Regions from separate parts of the Homo sapiens genome. Here region 2 is linked to region 1. The links are chromatin loops, found by intact Hi-C in ENCODE. Cell type or tissue: endothelial cell of umbilical vein. All regions are shown on one strand.

What was found. Peaks named below come from ENCODE experiments on the same cell type or tissue, not always from the same donor. Only the 100,000 strongest peaks of a DNase experiment are listed, where the experiment ranks them.
Region 2: it touches region 1 in a loop (9-fold over the local background); 12 of 110 quality-filtered maps call a loop at or near these places.

What each region holds. Positions count from the first base shown.
Region 1 is chr1:77,144,115-77,152,114 of GRCh38, forward strand. The region is part of intron 9 of PIGK (phosphatidylinositol glycan anchor biosynthesis class K); the gene reads right to left. Among named protein-coding and RNA genes, the nearest start is that of PIGK, 71 kb to the right of the region's middle. In endothelial cell of umbilical vein, no CTCF peak of the experiment used is centred here; a DNase peak (open chromatin) is centred at 4,367.
Region 2 is chr1:77,309,498-77,317,497 of GRCh38, forward strand. All of the region lies in intron 5 of AK5 (adenylate kinase 5), which reads left to right. Among named protein-coding and RNA genes, the nearest start is that of AK5, 31 kb to the left of the region's middle. RefSeq lists an enhancer at 2,453-2,954. In endothelial cell of umbilical vein, a CTCF peak has its summit at 4,188 (motif pointing left); no DNase peak of the experiment used is centred here.

The DNA of each region.
Region 1 (8,000 bases):
GATTCCAATGACTTTGCTTTTATTATTATATTGTAATATCCCCTATAATGTCAGATAGTAGACAATAAGTAAGTCTGTTAACTCATTTAGAATGGTAAGATTTAATTTAGTGGAGTGGAACAATAATATTACAATTAGTGCAAAGATCAGAAGAGTCACATAAATCAAAAAGACATAAATCAAAGAACTAAAAGAAACCTTAAGGGTCTCAGAATTTATTTTTCCATATGATACAGAACTTTATCGTCTAAAAATCCAAATGAATTTGCCTCTAATTGTTTTATAAATATCATATGATTTGTAGATTTTATACAATCAAAAAGTTTAGGTGCTATGCATTTAGTGTTTAAATTAAAATTAACTTTGCTTTGACATATTTAAGAATATTAATAAACATTAGTTGGAAACTACTACTCCTAGTAAACATATTTGCCAATTTATATTTAGAGATGTTTTATTAACACAAAGGGATATGGTACTATGTTGTGCTATACTATTTATATATACTGATTTCTTAGAAGTCATAAAGCAACTCAATAGACGCTTTTGTTAATTACAGATAGGGCAGTGAAATAAACTGCTAAAAAACAAAAACAAAAAACTACCCATGATATGACCAATCCATTTTGAAACTATAACAATAAGAACTTTATCCATATGCAAAATGACAAAATGAGTAATTTAATTATGTTTTGGTGCCTTTATAAATTAAACGAATCACATCTAATTTCTGAAATTTCATTTTAATGAGCTTTTGAATAACTGAAGTGACAAACAGCTGTAAATAACAATATAAAATAAATGACAAAATAAAATGCTGAGATAATGTGGAATTATACTGATGAGTAAATTAATCACTTTGAAAAATATAGTAACATGTAGAAAAGTATAGGAGAAATCCTGTCAACTGTTACTTGAATCATTTTGGTGAATTTTTGGTTCATAAAGTTTTATAATTGTATCAATTTACTATCAGCAATTTTAAGCGAATCATGTGATCATAGTTTCATATTCTTCACAATCAATTTTACCCGAATCTCAAAGAGATGTTACTATTGAATATGTAAATTTAACTTTTGATTTAATTTCCTAGTAAATATTATAAATAGACTAGAATCCATATGTTCAATAATGTAATATATACTATAGTAGGTCCTTTACATTTCCATATAAATTTTGGAATCAGCTTGTCAATCTCTACCGAAAAATAAAAAAATAAAAAGCCTGCTGGGGTTTTGATTGGAATTGGGTTGACCCCAAATCAATAAGATCTCAGAAAAACAGTCAATATAAAATCAATTGTAATACTTCTGCATTTGAGCAACAAACAAATGTAATGTTTTAAAAATAACATACAAAATGTTTAGGAATAAATTTAATAAAATGTGTAGGAAATATCTACAATAAAACAATATAGAGAAATTACATGAGATCTAAATAACTGTAGAGATATACTCACGGATTGTGAGGACTCAATACTGTTAAGCTGTGATACAGCCCAATATAAAGTTAATTCAATCCCAATCAAAATCCCAGTAGGCTTTTATTCTTTTTCTTTTTTTACTTTAAGAAACCTACAAGCTGATTCATAAACTTATATGAAAATGCAAAGAACCTAGAACACTGAAAACAACCTTGAAAATGAAAAAAAAAATTTGGAGGACTTATATAATTTCAGGAGTTTCTATAAAACTACAATAATCAAGAATGTAATAGTGGTATAAAGATAGAAATATTACAATGCAACAAAATAAAGTCCAGAAATAGACCCCCAAAACATGATTTTTTGACAAAGGGATCAACATAATTCAATGAGGAATAAATACAGATGCTGCTCAACTTATGATGGAGTTATGTCCCAATAAACTCATTGTAAATAAAAAATACTGTAAATTGAAAATGAATTTAATACCATGATAAACCCACTATGAAGTCAAAAATGATAAGTCGAACCATTGTAAGTAAGTTGGAGACCATCTGTAATTTTTTCAACAAATGTTACTGGAATATTTGGATGTCCATATGGAAAAAAAAATGAACCTTAACCCCTACCTCACACAATACTCAAAAATTAATTCAAAATGGATCACAGACCTACACATAAAAGCTAAAACTATAAAACTTCTAGAAGAAAACAAGAAAATCCTAATGACCCTGGTTAAGCAAAGACTGCTTGCATAATAGGTACTAAGCATAAAGAAAAAATAAGTGGATTTCACCAACATTTAAATTTCTACCCTTCAAAAGACATCACTAAGAAAATGAGGCTTGGCACCACAGCTCATGCCTCTAATCCCAGTGCTTTGGGAGACACAAGCAGGAGGATCGCCTGAGGCCAGTAGTTTTAGATCAGCCTGGATAACATAGCAAGACCCTGTCTCTAAAAAAAATGTAAAAGAGGCCTGGCAAGATGGCTCACACATGTAATCCCAGCACTTTGGGAGGCAGAGGCAGGTGGATTGCCTGAGCTCAGGAGTTCGAGGCCAGCCTGGGCAACACGGCGAAACCCCGTCTCTACTAAAATACAAAAAAATTAGCCAGGCATGGCAGCATGCACCTGTAGTCCCAGCTACTCAGGAGGCTAAGGCAGGAGAATTGCTAGAACCCGGGAGGCGGAGGTTGCGGTGAGCCAAGATTGTGCCACTGCACTCCAGCCTGGGCGACACAGCGAGACTCTGTCTAAAAAAAAAAAAGTAAAAGAAAAATTAGCCAGGCATGGCAGCTTGAGCTTGTAGTCCCAGCTACTTGGGAGGCTGAGGTGGGAGGATCACCTAAGCCTGAAAGTTCAAGGGTACAGTGAGCTATGACTCTGCATAGGCAAGAGAGAAAGACCCTGTGAGGGAAGATGAGGGAAAGAAGGGAGAGACAGGAAGGAGGGGAGGGGAGGTGCATTAGTCTGTTTTCACACTGCTGACAAAGACACACTCGAGACTGGGAAGAAAAATAGGTTTAATGGACTCACAGTTCCTCATAGCTGGGGAGGCCTCAAAATCATGGCAGAAGGCAAAAGGCGCTTCTTACTTGGTGGCAGTAAGAGAGAATGAGAGGGGAGCAAAAGCAGAAGCCCCTTATAAAGCCATCAGATCTCGTGAGACTTATTCACTACCATGAGAACAGTATGGGGGAAACCACCCCCATGATTCAATTATCTCCCACCGGGTCCCTCCCACAACACATGGGAATTAGGGAAGTAAAATTCAAGATGAGATTTGGGTGGGGACACAGAGCCAAACCATATCAGGAGGAGAGAGGAGGGAACGGGAGGGGAGGTGAGGGCAGGGGAGAAAAATTCAGACTAGGTAAGTTTCTTCTAACCCACTAACATAAGAGGTGAGTGTTTAGAGTTCATAATGTCTTAGATTCTGTTTTTCCTTAGGTAATTCTATAGAATTTAGACTTCTACAAATTTGGTAACACTAAAATGTGCAAAATTTTTACAGTCACAACCTGGAGGATATCTTCCTAATACAGAAAAGATACAAAACTGGTAACCTCAGTAAAAGGTTTTCTGACACAGAATTACCACCAGATTCAAAAAACCCAACTCTTTGAAGAGGAAGAGAGTTTATCTGTCTGCATACTTATCCAAAGCCAGCCTATGTATACTACGATGAAGCTGTTTAAAATCAAGTTACCTAAGCAAAGCTTATTACAATCAGTCCTTATTTTACCTCATCTGCTCTTGCAAATAAATTACAACACAATTAGTAAGACATATGCAGAAACAAAGGGTTGTTACTATATAACTTTATCTTACTTAACATATGTAAGTTTCAGAAGACACATAAAAACAATTCTTATTTCATAAAGGTACTCCCAATCAGTTTTATGTACTAAAGTTCTCCATCATATCTGATTTTACTCTAGTGTACTACACAAAATATAAAATATGAATAACTGAATCAATGGACTCCACTGTTTCCCTAATATGTGTAGAAAGTATTTCTAACTGTCAATTTTAATAACAGTGTGTTGATAATTTAACCTAAGATTTTTTTAAATGCATATATACTCCAGCCTATAATTTCCTTAATAAAATAGTTTTTTATGATATCTGATCTCTCATTATATACTTTAAATAAACTTTGGATTGCCATTCATATTTGCATGCAAACAGCACCTACATACAATGAGATAATATTTATAGCATCTATGTAAAAATTCCTGAACCACTGGGAGCCTGATTCTCATAAATTAACTGAATAAAGTACACCAATAATTATGAAGCCATCTGGTAAATAGCAACATTGTAAATAAAATTTATTTATAAACACTAGAGGGTGCTCTAATTCAACAGTGCTTGATATCTGGCTGTGATATTTAAAGTAATTTTCTCCTTGATTAAAAACAACAATCTTCGGCAATGACAATTTTTGCTACTGTGCTAATACATACAAATAATTTAAGAGCCAAATTCCATTCTTCCAGAACATATAACAAAACAATTTGTCAACATAGGCAATATAAAAAAAACGCAAATTGTGACATCAAAAATTCAAAATGTCGGGGGAGAGGGAGTTAATGTGCACAGGTTTTGGTTTGTTTGTTTGCTTCTTTTCTCTTTTTTGGTGATTGAAGTTACGTTAGCATCAGTTTTTGTTTTTTGGTTTTTTTTTTTTGAGACAGAGTCTTGCTCTGTCGCCAAGCTGGAGTGCAGTGGCGCGATCTCGGCTTACTGCAGCCCCCGCCTCCTGGGTTCAAGCAATTATCCTGCCTCACCCTCTTAAGTAGCTGGGACTACAGGTGCGCACTGCCACGCTCAGCTAATTTTTTTGTATTTTTAGTAGAGATGGGGTTTCACCATGTTGGCCAGAATGGTGTTGATCTCCTGACCTAGTGATCTGCCCACCTTGGCCTCCCAAAGTGCTGGGATTACAGGCGTGAGCCACCACGCCCAGCCATATCAGTTTTAAATAACTTATTAGAACTATACGATTTTTAATGAACCTAATGGTAACCACAAAGCAAAAACCTATAATAGATACACTAAAAGCAAAAAGCAATGAATTAAAACATACTACCAGGGAAAATCATTTAATCGCAAAGGAAAATAGAAAAAAAGGAAGAGAGGAGTTACAAAATAACTAGAAAACAAATAACAAAATGGCTACAGTAAGCCCTTACCTACCAATAATAATACTGAATATAAATTGACTAAATTCTCCAATTAAAAGACATCATAATTAAAAGACATGACTAACTGGATTAAAAAACAAGACCCACCTATATGTTGCCTACAAGAAACTCACTTCACCTATAAAGATACAGACAAAAAATGAACAAATAGAAAAAGATATTTTATGTAAATGAAAACCAAAAAAGAGCATGAGTAGCAATGCTTATATCAGATAAAACAGACTTTAAGTCAAAAACCATAAAAAGAAACAAAGAAGGTCATCATATAATGATAAAGGAGTCAATTTAGCAAGAGAATATAATAATAGTAAATATGTATATACCCATTGCAGTATTACCCAAATATAAAGCAAATATGATTAGATCTAAAGGAAGAGGCAAACTGTAATACAATAATAGTATAGCACTTCAACACCCCACTTTCAACAACAGACAGATCATCCAAGCAGAAAATCTACAAAGAAGGATTGGAGTCTATACTCTAGACCAAATGGACCTAATAGACATTTATAGAACATTTCAGTCTGCTGCTGCAGATTATACATTTTCCTCATCAGCACATAAAACATTATCCAGGATAGACCATATGTTAGGTCACAAAACAAGTCTCAACAAATTCAAAAAAGCTGAAATCATTTCAAGTATCTTTTTCTGACTATAAAAAAAAAACCTAAAAGTCAATAACAAGAGGACCTTTGGAAAACTATACAAATACATGGAAATAACATTCTCCTGAATAACAAATGGGTCAATGGAGAAATTAAGAAGAAAATTTAAAAATGTCTTGAAACAAATGAAAATACAAACACAACATATCAGAATATGGGATACAGTAAAAGTAGTATTAAAAGGAAAGTTTATAGCAATAAACGCCTACATCAAAAAGAAAGATTTCAAATAAACAACTTAACTATGCAACTTAAAGAACTCAAAAATCAAGAGCAAAACAAATCCAAAATTAGTAGAAGAAAAGAAATAAGGATCAGACTGGGCGCAGTGGCTTACACTTGTAACCCCAGCACTTTGGGAGGCCAAGGTGGGAGGATCGTTTGAGCCCAGGAGTTCAAGACCAGCCTAGGCAACATACGGAGACCCCCATCTCTACAAAAAATAAAAAGAAATTAGCCTGGTGTGGTGGTGCATGTCTGTAGTCCCAGTTATGTGGGAGGCTGAGGCAAAAGGATCGCTTGAGCCCAGGAGTTCCAGACTAGCTTGAGCAACAGAGCAAGACTCAATCTCAAAAAAAAAAAAAAGAAAGAAAGAAAGAAAAAGAAATTGAGACTAAAAAGTATATAAAAGATCAACAAAGCAAACTGTTAGTTTTTTGAAAATATAAAATTGACAAACCTGTAGTTAGACTAAGAAAAAAGATTAAGAGCCCAAATAAATAAAATCAGGGATAAAAAAGAAAACATTTCAACTGATACCACAGAAATACAAAAGCTCCTTAGACAATATCGTGAACAAGTACATGCCGAAAAAACTGGAAAATCTAGAAGAAACATATAAAATCCTGGACACATACAACCTACCATCATTGAACCAGAAAGAAACAGAAAATCTAAACAGACCAATAATGAGTAACAAGATCAAAATAGTAGTAAAAAATCTCCCATCAAAGAAAAGCTCAGGACCTGATGGATTCACTACTGAATTCTGCCAAACATTTAAAGAACTAATACCAAGTCTACTCAAACTATTTCAAAAAACTGAAGGAGGGAATACTTCCAAATTCATCTATGAGGCTAGCATTACCCTGATAACAAAACCAGACAAGGCCACCACACACACACATAAAAAATCTAAAGGCCAATATCTCTGATGAACATAAATGCAGAAATCCTCCACAAAATACTAGCAAACTGAATTCCACAGCACATTAAAAAAAGACCATTCCATCATGATCAAGTGGGATTCATCCCAGATATGCAATAATGGTTCAATACATGCAAATCAATAAACATGATACATGATCAACAGAATCAAGGACAAAATCCATATGATAATTTCAACAGATGCTGAAAAAGCATTCAATAAAATTCAGCATCCCTTCATGATAAAAACTCTCAACAAACTGGATTAGAAGGAACATACATCAACATGATAAAGGCCATACATAACAAACCCACAGCTAATATCATACTTAATGCGGAACAACTGAAAGACTTTCCACTAAGATCTGGAACAAGATAAGAATGTTCACTCTCATCACTTCTATCCAACATAGTACTGGAATTCCAAGCCAGAGCAATTAGGCAAGAGAAAGAAATAAGGCGTGTCCAAATTGGAAAGGAAGAAGTCAAATTATCTTTGTGTGCAGACAACATGATCTTACACTTAAAAAAACCTAAAGAGTCCACCAAAACATTCTTAGAACTGATGAACAAATTCAGTAAAGTTTTAGGATATAACATCAACATACAGAAATCAGTAGCATTTTTATCCAACAGTTATCAATCTGAAAAAGGCATCAAGAAAGCAATCTCACTTGCAATACCTACCAAAGGAAAAAATAATCTAGGAATAAATTTTACCAAAGTGAAAGATCTCTACAGGAAAAACTACACAAACCTGATGAAATAAATTGAAGAAGACACAAAAAATGGAAAGACATCCCATGCTCATGGATTGCACGAAATAACATTGCTAAAATGTCCATACTACCAGAAGAAGTATATTTATTGATCTATACATATGCAATAATCTCTATCAAAATTCCAATGGCACTTTTCATATAAATAGAAAAATCAACCCTAAAATTTCTATGGAACCACAAAAGACCCAGAATAGCTAAAGCAACCCTGAGCAAGAAGAACAAAGCTGGACGCATCATACTATTTGATTTCAAATTATACTACATAGCT
Region 2 (8,000 bases), 170 kb after region 1:
TCTGTTTTTGAGCTTATCTGTGTTGATACATATAGACCTAGCTCATCCTTATAACGATTTCATGTTACACTCTATAAATACATTATATTTTATTAGTGAACTTTCATGTTGCTTTAAAATTTGTTTTATCATCAGTACTTACCTTTTTATTTTATTTATCTGATGGATTAGAAGTGTTTCTGTATCACTATTTTAATTTGCATTCTTCAAATTACTAGTGAACTGAAACATTTAGAAATGTGTTTTTTGGCCACTTGTATTTCATTTTTTGAGAATTTCTAAAACATAACCCTGCCCCCACTCTTTTCTTGTTAGATTGTTTGAGTTTTTAAAATCGATTTGGATGTTCTAGATACTAATCCTTTGCTACATATCTTATAATATTTTCTTTCATTTATATTTTTTCTCAGTCATGTTCGAGATATGTTTTGTCCTGCAGAAATTTTAAATTGGAATTGGTGTATTTTTCATTATTTTCCCTTTGGCTTTTGCATTTGGATCTTAAGAAAGTGTTCCCCATAATCTCATAAAAATCTTCTATAGTTTTCTAGTTATTTTTAGTTTTGTTTTAAAGGTCCAGGTATTTATTCTATGTGCACTAATTCTTTTGTATAGTGTGAGGTAGCAATATAACTTTATTGCATGTTTTGAATGGAAATGAAAAATGTATTCAGTGGTCCAAAGAACGTTTGTTGACTTGCGCATCTTTTCCTTCATTGAAATGACTTATTCCTGTATAGACACTGGTCTGTATATGGTTTCTCTATTCAGTTCTTTCTTCTGTTTATATATTTCTGCACCAATATCATGGTTCCAGTTGAAGAAATCTAAATTATATCCTGATATCCAAAGAACAATCCCACCCCTTCTGTTTTTTTGGTTTTTATTTTTTTTTCTTTTGAGACAGAGTCTTACTCAGTAGCCCAGGCTGGAGTGCAGTGATGCGATCTCGGCTCACTGCAAGCTCCGCCTTCCGGGTTCACGCCACTCTCCCGCCTCAGCCTCCCGAGTAGCTGGGACTACAGGCACTCGCAACCACGCCCGGCTAATTTTTTTTGTATTTTTAGTAGAGACGGGGTTTCACCGTGTTAGCCAGGATGGTCTCAATCTCCTGACCTGGTGATCCACCCGCCTCGGCCTCCCAAAGTGCTGGGATTACAGGCATGAGCCACCGCACCCGGCCCTATTCTTTTTTAAGTTAGGTATGCCTATACATTTATTCTTCTTTATAAATTTTAGTATCAGTTTGTCAGATTCTGCTGAGATTTTGATTTGAATTTCAATATAGATTATATTATGTATATAGATTAATTTTAAGAGAACTCACATATTCCCATCCATGAACATTGTCATGTCACTCTGTTTATTCAAGTCTAGCTTTATGTTCTTCATTAAATAAGGTTTTATAATTTTTCATATAAATATCTTGTATGGTTTTGTTAGTTTTGTTCCTAAATATAATCGTTTATAGGTTTGCTACTATTGTGAATGAGCTACTTTTTTCTAACCAATTCTTAACGCTCCATCTTTATAGAATTATTGTTTGTGTTTGTGGGTATGTCTGTTTGTCTCCCTAGACAGCCTTCTTTTCTGTTCTCTTTACGGCACAGCTGACTCATTCATGTTGTAAACTTCCTTCTTTTCTTCTTCCCTTCTTACCACTGCCACCTTCAGGACCCTCACACCTGCCTGCCAACTTAGAACATTCCTTTACTACACTGAGTTCTATTAAATGTATGTTGATTTGAAGTGGCAAATAAATATTTGTGTCATGGATATTCAGAAAAAGGAAAGATTCAAGTGGCTGCATAAAAAGTGATCTTGAGTTTAATTTCTGAGATTCTTATTTCTCAGCTCCTCATATAAATCAATAGAGTTAATTATAGCATCAGCGAAGTATAGTAGTTTGACTCTCATTCAATGTGTACTACTGGCTAATTTATGGACCCTCTTGAAGCCTCGGTGTTTGCCTTTCAAGAATGAGAATAATAATGTCTCACAAGATTATTGTGAAGATTAAATGATATAAAATATCTATAGTTCTAGTACAGTTTGTGGCTCATGGTAAACACTCAATAAAAGAAAGTCGTTATTGTCGTTAGACCATATTAAAGATAAACACTCCATAGATTTATAAGGAGAAGAGCCAACTCTTCCCTTTCTTTTGTCAGAGCTTTTTCCCCCTGATACTGAATCCATTACTCATTGTCAGAGGCTTTGAAGGCAGAAGAACCAGGTTCCTTCTAGGGACTGTTTTTCAAATTGGTTGATGAAACCCTTAGAGGCCACTTTGAGGTGTTAAAGGCTGCCCAGAACAGTTCTGATTTTGTTCTGTTCTGAGGTTCCATGTAAGACTTTGAAGAAGGTTTTCAACTGCTAAGAATGGCTGGAAACCACTCTAGTGATCTGTCAGCTGGAGTCCTGGGACATTCACACCACTGGGCAAGAAGCATTTAGAAGCCCACTAATGAGCACAACCCATTTCCCTCATCCCTTCCTCCCCTACAGCTCCTGAAGCAAAAAAGAAATAATAATTCGTTATTTTCGGCCAGAAGGGATGATAATCCAGAGTTCCAAAATAAGTCCATGGTAGCAGAAGTAATATTTAGGAAGTACGTGCCAAGTGCCAGGCACCTAGCTGTGGTTTAAATACATGATTACAATTCACGTCAATTCTATGAGGAAGTTGTTGACAATCCCGTCTCTAAATTAGCATTGGGTGGTCTCACTTCTTCTAGGTACATGGATATGGGTTGAGTTGTATAGTCGCTGTGCCCTTCACCATAATCTTCTATCAACTCTGCCTTCTAAGAATTGGTTCCTAAAGCAATCTAAGGCTGGACATGGTGGCTCATGCCTGTTATCCCAGCACTTTGGGAGGCCGAGGCAGGTGGATGACTTGAGGTCAGGAGTTCAAGACCAGGCTGGCCAATATGGCAAAACCCTGTCTCTACTAAAAATACAAAAATCAGCCAGGCGTGGTGGCACATGCCTGTAATCCCAACTACTTGAGAGGCTGAGGCAGGAGAATCACTTGAAGCCAGGAGGCGGAGGTTGCAGTGAGGCAAGATTGCATCACCACACTCCAGCCTGGGTGACAGAGCGAGTCTGTCTAAAAAAAAAAAAAAAAAACAAAAAGTCCCTTAAGCAATCTGGTTCATTCACATCACCACGGATGCAATCAGCACAGACAACCACAGAGCTGAGGTGTTCTTAAATATGCATCTTGGTTTTATATATTTAGTGTAACCCAAAGTCCCTCCATTACACGTACTGTCTTTTTTTCCATCCAGTTTTTCTTCCAGTTTTTCCCTCTGAGGGGTTGATCCCACAGTGCTGCCTTCTTCCCTGTCCTAATTAGGCTTGTATATTCACTTCCATGTGATTTTCATGTGAGGAGTGGTTTCGTGTCCCCAGCTGCCTTTTAAGAACCTATGCAGACCTTCCTTCATAATGATGCTGGCTAGTTCTCTTCCAAATGTGTACCAAAAAAATTATTTCTGTGACCCCAAATGTTGCAAAGATCCAGACTTCTTCTTTCTATTGTATTTATAGACACTGATTGATGTTAAACTGATCTGGTTTTTCCACCATTTCTGTATTTATTTTCTGTTTTTGGTACAAGCAAAGTATATTGTTTCTACAATAGTATTTATATTTGAATGTATACATTTTATTCCTGATTTTTATCATGTTATCACTTTACTCCCCAAGATTAGCTGTCATTATTCCACTTTACAGGTAAGGAAACCAAGGCTCAGATGATAACTTGCTTAAAGCCACCAGCAGGCAAGAACAGAGCTAGGCTTCCAATCTTGGAGGGCATACAGACTCTAGACCACTAGCTTTCTCTAACCTTGAGGTCACAAACAGGCAGCCCTGAGGCTGAATGTGGGCTGCAGACAATTTTTTAGGTGTGCACCAAATTTTAAAATTGGGAGGTTACCAATTCAAAAGCAGACTTTTGCTTTTCTTGAAAATTTTGGAGATTTGGCAGCTTTGAGTCTACATTCCTACATGTGTGTAGTGTCTGTTGTTAGGCAAGGTAGGTGCTCCCCAGTTCACAGCAGCTTCCCTCCCTCCCTAGCCCGGCCCTCTCTCTCCTTTCCATCACCAACCTGGTCCTTATAAGGCGATGGAGTCCATACTCTACAGCACACCCTGTCCTCCCCTGTCTCAGTTATGGCCCTCTGCTGGCAGAACTGGGTTTGTGGGTTTGCTTTCCGTACCCTGTGGTACCATGGCAGCTGCTGCCGTGATTCTTAGGATCCTGTTACTTCTTTTACTTCTTTTTCAGTACAGCCTACGCCCTCAGACAAAGATGCCTGTGCAGTCAGATCCTCTCCCTTACGCTGCTCCCTGCGGGGTATGTCCAGTCCGTCAAGATTCTCCCTAAAGACACAGCCTGTAAGAAAGCAGAAGTCTTTGCCTCTGCCTGCCACATATCTTCCTTGAGGCAATGAAGTACAGAGCTGGCTATTTGCTTGATGGACAAAGGGGAAGAGGGGGAGAAATAATAAAATAATTGTAGTCATAGTAATGACAATATTGAACATATATTGAGAATTTGCTATGTGCCATTGTTCTGAACCCATATATGTTAATATATTGATGTTAATCCTCAAAACAATCTTATGATATGAATTGAAGAGTCGTTCTAATTTTATATGTGAGGAGATGGAGGCTACGTTTTCAAGGAGGCTGGAGAATCTGCTCCAAGTCACATGTATCAAGAGGCAGAGGTGGTATTTGAACCAGGCTAAGCAGGTCCTGAGGCTTCAGTCTTAACTACCACCTACTTTTTTAGAAACATAGATTAATATGCCGGAATATTCTCTAGCTACAATTGTTGGGCTTTTATAACCTAAAATCAACTCATACTAAATGAATCAAACAAACGACAACCAAAAAAATAAAAAAAAAAAAGACCAGGAGAATGGACCAAGAAATACAGATGATATAAACACAATACATTTAAAGATATTATTTTTTGTACTTTTTAATGTAGCTTAATTTTTTAATTGATACACAATCATATATTTATGGAGTACAGAATGATGTTTCAATACATATAGTGTATGGTGATCAGATCAGGGTGATTAGCATATCCATCATCTCAAACATTTATCATTTCTTTATGTTGGGAACATTCAATATCCTCCATCCTCCTTTTAGCTATTTGAAACTATATATTTATTGTTAAGTATAGTCATCCTACAGTGGCATAGAACACTAGAACTTATTTATTCAATCTAGCTATAATTTTGTAAAGGTACTGTTTAATTCTAGCAGGAGAATAAAGTGAATGGGAGAGAGGCGAACACCTGTAAGGTCCATAGTATTCCAGATTATGAAATGACACAGATATCTCAGGAGAAGATGAGAGCTTTTCACATAATCATTCCAAGAAGTTTCATTTAACAACAGATATTTATTGAGATGCTATCATGTTCTAGGCTATTGTACTTTGTCCTGGAAACACAAAGATGAATGAATAATGTACCCTTACGGTAAAATACGTGTACATATAATCATGCATAATAGAGTATAAATACATACAATGATTAGCATATGGTCTCTCATTTTTTTAAACTTTAATTTCAAATAGACAACACATTTAGGTAGCTGAATATTTTAAGGATATAAAATTACATACACTGGAAACTCTCTCTTATTCTTGTCTCCAGGTACCTTCCCAGAAAGCAGACACCTTATCCTTCCAGAGATATTTTATACAAGGAAGGATGTGTATAGATTCTTGCTCTCACATTTTTGTTTTTTTCACTTAACACATTTGGATATTATTCGCCATACTTTTTTGGTCATGCATACTACCAGTAAGTTATTTGAGCCCTTAGTATACATTAGAAAGTGAATTATAAAACATAGAGAATATTTAAGAAGGAGAAATGAAGGTGAAATAACCAATAATTTTAGCAATTTATATTCTATTTTAGTATAAAAATGATTTTATCTCACTAACATTTTAAGCACAATGTGATTTAAAATGAAACTACTTTGAAGAAACTTGGTTAAAACTTTATGAAATAGGATTCAAAGATTTGATTAAAAACTTTATGAGACAGGATTCAAAGGTTTGATTAAAACTAAACTGATTGGATAGTGATACTTGATTTTATTTGTTGTTTTGTCACAAAAAATAAAATGTATCACAAAATATGTAGCTCCTATGTAGGCGACAGGTGACTGATACAGTGGGCGCCACAATGTCAGTCTTTATGCCAAAGACTGGTGAAGCTTAATTTATTCTGCTTGTTAAATTTAAAAAGTCAATTTGAACAGAAGATATAATATTTCTTTTTGCACCCCAATTTATCATCTCGAGCCATCCTCCTGGATGTGTGCACCCTACTTAAGGAATCCCGGGCTAGGGAATCAAACATGTCTGATACCAAACTCTCAGCAATCTTGTGGGGAATGACTGAAGGAATGGTTTCTTTAACACAAATTCAAACTCCTGTCGAAAGCAGCAGTTCATGGTGGTGCTTTTGTTTTCTAAGGTGTGAAGTATGCTGTTTATAAAAGTACTGATGCTTGGTGCTAGCAGACACAAAGCATTTTTACCACGATCATAGTGGAGTGGTCATGATGGGAAGGGACTTTAAAGCCCCCATGACCTCCTAAATGCCACTCTTACTCAGTTGCATTCCTTCTGGCTTCTTGAGTAAGACAGAAAGGACTCCAGGAATTGTGCTTAGGAAGGTTGTGGCCCTGGAGCAAACACAGCCCTTGTGAACTCCATTTGTCATGCATGCATTGTGGGATGAGAGAGTGAGGCCTGCTGAAGCATGTAGAATGACTATCTGTTCATTTTTTTTTTCTTTTTCTATTTGTGATTTCCTCTAGGATCTGTAATTTAGCCTCAGCATTGCCATTTAAGGAGTCTAAAATAGAGTAAGTTCTGAGTTTGAGTGAGTGAGAGTGGATATATGAAAAATTCTCAACTAGATAAATATGGTTTTTTAAAAAACGTTAGAGATAAAAGAAAATTAACCCTCAGAGGGCTATCATCCTACTTGCATAGTGAATTGATTTGACAAACTCATAATTTGATTTGCTGTGCCTAAGGGAGACAAATTTGATTTCCTCCTAAGGGAGAGTGATTTAATTTTAATTATGCAATATGTTTTCTAAGCATTAGCACTTTCATGAAAATATTAAAAGAAAATGTTGATGCTTTCTCCTGGAACTAATGACTTAGCTTGTTTATAATTATTTAATAATTAGGTTTTGAAATTGATAATATGTTAGTAGAAGATGATTATTCATTTATTTTTATTGCAATTTGCTGTGATGCTACAAAAGACCATTAAAGTTAAAAGGCTGATGAGATATTTATAATTGCCTTATGCCAAGTGGAGAGTCAATATCCAAACTTTGTGTAAAGATAAAATTAGAGTCATCTTTGATTTTGCCATGTATATCAAGGCATGGTTGCTGCATAACGAATCAACCCAAAAACTTACTGGCTTAAAACAACAATATTTATAATTTCACGTGCTTTATATGGGTCAGGAAATCAAGAACTGCTCAGCTGATTGGTTTCAACTCAGCATCGCTTTTGAGGTTGCATTTAAATGGTGATTGGGGTTGCAGTAATCTCAAAGTCTTCTCAATCTGTATACCTCATGCTTGGTTTGGGAAGACTCCAACTGTTGAGTGCTGGAACAGCTGAGGCTCCTCAGGCATCTCTTCTCATCTCTCTGCATGGAAGTCTCAGGGTAGCTGGACTCCATAGCAGCTCAGGGCTCTAAAGGCATTAACTTGAGAGAGCCAGAAGGAAGCCCTATCACCTTTTGTAACCTAGCTTCAGGAGTCATACAGTGTCGCTTCTATCACTTTCTATTTGTTAAGAATGAGCCACTGAGACTGGCCTATATTCAAGGGGAAGGGAATTAGAATCCACTTTTTTTTTAAATAGGAAGAGTGTAAAAAAACACTTGTTGACATGTTTTAAACCCCCACACCATAAAGCTCAA